2 separate regions of the Homo sapiens genome follow, and region 1 is linked to region 2. Evidence: chromatin contacts called from ENCODE Hi-C or POLR2A ChIA-PET data. All regions are on one chromosome and are shown on one strand. Each heading gives the region's core, a stretch centred on a gene start or an enhancer-like site at or near the end of the contact. The rest is flanking DNA. Distances are from core to core; before and after follow the strand shown.

The links. A loop is a pair of places that touch in the nucleus more often than their neighbours do. ChIA-PET counts read pairs that join two places held with the same protein, here RNA polymerase II (POLR2A). Pooled maps may share reads with other maps.
Region 1: a loop to region 2 is called in a pooled map, with 4 times the contacts of the local background. The contact joins two enhancer-like sites. A Hi-C loop is called at or near these places in 1 of 168 maps with a recorded cell type or tissue (gastrocnemius medialis), 7 of 37 single-sample maps with no recorded cell type and 5 of 50 pooled maps. POLR2A ChIA-PET finds 5 or more read pairs at or near these places in 4 of 52 experiments (HEK293, MCF 10A, PC-9 and 1 more).

What each region holds. Positions count from the first base shown.
Region 1 is chr7:116,581,836-116,584,535 of GRCh38, forward strand. The region is part of intron 2 of COMETT (cytosolic oncogenic antisense to MET transcript); the gene reads right to left. Among named protein-coding and RNA genes, the nearest start is that of CAV1, 58 kb to the left of the region's middle. RefSeq lists an enhancer at 1,850-1,949. Within about 2 kb of position 1,381, at least 11 of the 41 ENCODE cell types and tissues checked have a DNase peak (open chromatin) inside an H3K27ac peak, as active enhancers do; they include gastrocnemius medialis, where a contact is called at or near this core.
Region 2 is chr7:116,629,608-116,632,307 of GRCh38, forward strand. All of the region lies in intron 2 of COMETT (cytosolic oncogenic antisense to MET transcript), which reads right to left. Among named protein-coding and RNA genes, the nearest start is that of MET, 41 kb to the right of the region's middle. RefSeq lists an enhancer at 804-923 and a silencer at 2,554-2,700. Within about 2 kb of position 1,449, at least 13 of the 41 ENCODE cell types and tissues checked have a DNase peak (open chromatin) inside an H3K27ac peak, as active enhancers do; they include gastrocnemius medialis, where a contact is called at or near this core.

The DNA of each region.
Region 1 (2,700 bases), core at 131-2,630, 48 kb before region 2:
AGCCTTTCTTGCAGTGACCATGTGCCTAAGATCTGGCACTAGAATCTGAGCAGAAATTGTGTGCTCCATTTCTGGACCTGGATGATAAAAATCTCATGTGTGATTCTACACTCTTCCTCTATATGTCAGCTGGATATCTAGACCAAGGGCATCCATGAAAACCCCATGTTGAAAGGACACAACATCTCTCAGCTTGGGTCCTCAAAAGGCTACACAGAGGCCGAGCATGGTGGCTCATGCCTATAATCCCAGCTACTCGGTAGGCTGAGGAATGAGGATCACTTAAACCCGGGAAGCATAGGTTGTTGTGAGCCAAGATCGTGCCACTGTACTCCAGCCTGGGGGACAGAGCAAGACCCTGTCTGAAAAAAAAAAAAAAAAGACTACACATAGGAAAGTACCATCCCCCACAGCCCACAGCCTACCCCACCCTCCAGCACTAATGGACTTTTCCATGCGTAAGAAATTTCCATTGTGTGAGCCACTAATATTTGAAGGTTTATCTGTTATAGCAGCTGGACTTACATTATCCAACACAGTCACCCACGACCAAAGCTAGGCTCCCAGCCAAGTAAGTGACCCCAGCTGTCTGTAGCTTGCTCCCCTCTCACAGTTGTGGAGGTCCCAGCTCTCCATACTGCCCAAGGAGACAGTTTGAGATACGTGGGTGAGTAGAAGGGTGGGAGACACAGGAGATGTTTCTCAAGGGAAAAGCTTTGACTCTTCCATGTTTTGTAATCAGGAATTTTCCATGGTCGCACAGTGAGTCAGAGGAAAAGCCATAATTTTCATCCTCCCTCTGCTGGGGCAGCTGTCTTCCTGCAGGATGGGGTCTAAGCTCCATTCCTAGGAAGGAGGGGGTCAGTAAGGAGAAGGGTCATCAACTCAGGATCCTACCTTCTCATGGAAACCACTGAGAAGACTAAGCACACCAGCCGCACACAAGTGAGGAGATTTTAAATCAGCTGGACAATCCTTTTTTGGTTTAAATATAGTATTGTTTCATCCCTCTCCCATGTGATTTTATCCCATCAATATTTTTAATGTCATTAGAACTGCCCATTCCCATCATTTAACCTGTAAACTACATTGCCCAACTCATTGGTACCAAGAAGCAAATTGCAAAGTTCCACCCTGTGGTGTCACAGGGCTAAGTGCAGCCACCCAAATGCATAGCGAATTTGTTAAAGACAGGAAAGAAAACAAGCTCTAACTAGGCTTCTTGAGGCTCCCAATGCTGCTTGGTCACCACAATCAGTGAGTTTCCTCCAGAAAAGGGTTCATGCAGCTCTCGAGTCTAGCATGTCTTCAGGGAATTTAGGAATGTTTCTTTCATCAGCTCTACCCTGAGGGGAAAGATTCCTCAGAGCAATGTAAAAAGCACAGGGCAAAGAAAGAGGAGGAGGCTTGTGACATGTGGCAGCCCTTCTCTACAGAGAGTGGATGGGCCTGGGAGCCAGTGCATTGCTGGGACTATATTTAGTTCATCCAGTGACATCTTTGCGCCTCAGTGCCATCTCTCACGATAGCAAGAGACTGTGAGACTGAACATTTTTCTCATTGTAACAGGGGTCTGACTCACTAGTTTAAAAAAAAATCTGAGAACGATGAGACCCAAGGGGACAACAGAGTTCCAAAAAAAAAAGAAAGAAAAAAGAAAGAAGAAAGAAAGCAAGAAAGAAAGCAAGAAAGCAAGAAAGCAAGAAAGCAAGAAAGCAAGAAAGAAAGAAAGAAAGAAAGAAAGAAAGAAAGAAAGAAAGAAAGAAAGAAAGAAAGGGTCAAGCATTCCTGTAGGCTGAATAAAAAGACAACAGTCCTGGAAACATTTTCTAGGAGGTCTCCAATATTTTCTAGGAGGTCTCCAATGAGCAATTTTTTGCTAGCACAAAATTCTAAATTGTACCAAATACTAGTTCATAATTTCCATCGAGTTCTGAAAAACATAAGCCTATTTTTACAATGAGTTTTTGAAACTGAAACTGTAAGTGCTAACTGGAGACCAGCATGTGTCTCACTGCTGTTAACCTTTGAGGAACTGACTCCAAATTGCAGGGGTGCCACTTTCAAGCCAACAGGTGGCCTCTTTGAGTTAGGTCTTGACTCCCAAAAGTTGATATAGACATGTTGAATATTTTTCAACCAATTCTCTTCTAATTCTGTGAATAGCTTACTACAGAGTTTAACAAACTTTTTCTAGACCAGATAGCAAATATTTTTTAGGCTTTGCAGGTCATATGGTCTTTGTCACAATGAGTGAACATTGCCATTTTGGCACTAAAGCAACCAGAGATAATAGGTGAATGAATGGGCATGGCTGTGTTCCAATTAAACTGTTTTATTGGGGGAAAAATAGGCAGTGGGCTGAATTTATCCTGTGACTGTGATTTGCTAACATTTCACTTACTACTGGCCAGTACTAGTGTTGCTGATACTGGCTCACAAATACCACCCAGGGCTTCACCCTGTCCTATGACCAGAGCCACCTCCACCCCCATCCCAGCAAGCTGTCTCAAAAAACTTCTCCTGGCCCAAAAAGACCAAGAAAGAAAAAAATTAATCTATCCCTGTATTTCTATCAGTACCACAGGATTATCAAAACAAACTCTAACTTTTTAGGAAACAAAGTGACTGGAAATCTGAAATTGATTGCATTTTCAAACTTCTTTTAAGTTTGACCCCAAAAGAAGAATGAAGTTTCTT
Region 2 (2,700 bases), core at 199-2,698:
TCTTTTGGAATACAGGTCTACTAATGAAAAGAATGAAATTCACTTAATCAGGAGTTTAAAGTTACAGTTCTAACTGGGCCCAGTGGTTCACGCCTGTAGCCCCAGCACTTTGCAGGGCCAAGCTGGGTGGATGGCTTGAGCCCAGGAGTTTGAGACCAGCCTGAGAAACATGACAAAACCTTATCTCTATAAAAAATAGAAAAATTAGCTGGGTGTGGGAGCACACACCTACAGTCCCAGCTATTCTGGAGGCTGAGTTGGGAGGATCACCTGAGCACCAAGAGGTCAAGGCTACAGTGAGCCATGATCACACCATGGCAACAGCCTGGGTGACAGAGTGAAACCCTGTCTCAAAAAAAAAAAAAGTTAGAGTTCCCTATCATCAAATAAATTGCAAATATTTATTTGTAAAAATTATTCTTAGCTCATGGGCCATACAAAATAAGATGGCCAGATTTGACCTGAAGATCATAGTTTGATAACTAAGAGACTTCATAACCGTGCCATGAAAGGGTTAAAAGGCAGACGAAAGCAAAGACCAGCAACAGTAGAAACTGTAACTTACATTTTTTTCTGAAATATATTTATGTGCTTCTTTATTGCACACTTCATTTTACTTGACCTTCTCTTTGATTGGCCAAAGGTATCCATTTGCCTTGGGAGTAGATTAGAATTCTTAAGCAGAAATGAAAAGGGGGAGAAACAATCAATGTTTAGTGACTGACTACTAAAATAAAAATGTTCAGTTCCTAGTAAGACCAGAGTACTGAAGTCAAGCATAGCTGAGAGAGTTAAACTTTTTAAAAAATTATTTAAATTTCTCTCTATATCTAAAGAGCCAGATTTGACTGGCTGCTACCTTCGGTTTCACTCATATGAAGAGACAGGTTTCACTGACTGCTACCTTCAGTTTCACTTAGCCAAAGTGAATTCAAACTGTCTCCACAGGAGAGAAGAAACACTGTGTGTCATTGGGCATTATGTAAGTCACCTAAACCTCGGACTCTTTATCTGTAAAATGGGAATAATGATTCCTACTTCCTATGGTTATGTGATTAAAAGACCTAATGAATATAGAGCACTTTCCACAGTATATGCCAACAGTACTCAGTAAACCTTAGTGCTCTGACTGTAGTAGATAAACAGATCAAACAGTTCATCTTTATGTATGATGTAAAGAATATCCATTACATCTGAGGTAATCCACAAAATGAGTTTTTCCTTAAAGGCGTCTACTGTCTAATCATTCAGGGTCCATTTTCCATGCATTGCTTATGCAAAGCTTATTATCCTCTTCCTTCACAAGGTCCTCTTTTACCTGACTCCATGCTCACTGCCTCACCGTTACCACCTCTCCTAGACCTGAGCTTGCTCTGCCACAAAGCAGGTAGTGTCCACTCCGCCCACTTCTCTATACTCTTGGACTCAGCACTACCGCTTCTATGGGCTCTTCCAAGGTTCAGAAGCCAGGACGCCAGTGAGTCAGTTGCCAAGTCAGAGCCACAGGCTCAGCTGCTGTGACGCGCCCCTCCCCTTGCGTCATTAAACAGTCAGAAGACTACAGCACGTGTCCTTAGGGAAAAGAAGGCTCTCTTGAACCGGTGCAAGCCTCTCCCTTTTCCACCAGTCATTTCAGAGTCTCAAGCTTAAAAGTGTATTCTCCAGCAAAGAAAAGCTGTCCCATACTTAGAGCTCTCCTCCCAGTGAAGATCCAAAACAGACTATGAGCTTATTAATGGTCATTCTCATAGAATTGTAACATTCTAGAGCTGAACAAGGTTTAAAGGTAGTCTAATACAGCCCTTTCATTTTGTAAAAGAAGAAACCGGGGCCCAGAGAAGCTTTGGCTTGTCTGAGGTCACAGAGCCAGATGAGACCTGATTCTTAGTCCTGTATCTTTCCATTAGATCCTACTATTTTCTGTTTGATCTGGTGGTAAAAAGACAGGGTTGGATTACATCATGCATGCCCTTTAAATAATACAATCCAAGTAACTGCCATATTATAGGGACTATTGACAAAAGAAGGGAACACCCTCCTCCACTGAGATCTGCATATATTGCAATAAGCAAATGTCTTACATTTAACTTGATTATCTGAAAATTGAATTTACATAACTAGGAACACATGTGATATTATGATGGGACTAATGCACACCAAAAAGGATGACTTTTATCTACAAAATATACTCTTAGTATCCTGACTAGGGACAATGAAAAATTCAAGATGTTCAATTCTCACCCATCTGCGGTGTGTGTGTGTGTGTGTGTGTGTGTGTATATATATATGTGTGTGTGTGTGTGTGTGTGTGTGTGTGTGTATTTATCCTGACAGTATATGACAGATCAAAATTTTCAATTGGTGAAGTTTCCTATAAACAAGGAAAGACCTGGCCCTGTTATGAGTTTGCCCTTCAAGCTGGAACTCCAGCTGGGACTAAATCCAGTGCTGTGGGGCTCAGCAGTCGATGTTGTTGAGACTGAACACAGATTATAAGGACATTGCATTTATCTAGACTTTGGTTAAATATAAGGGTTACAATAAAAAGAAAGAATATATCATGTCAAATTTGGCCAAATCCATGTAAACTCTAACCTACTTAGCCTACTCAGCATACACATTCTGAACTGTAAACTATAAACATTAGTTGACTGATTAGTCCTCAATTTCACCATGGATTAAATAACAGAACACAGAGTT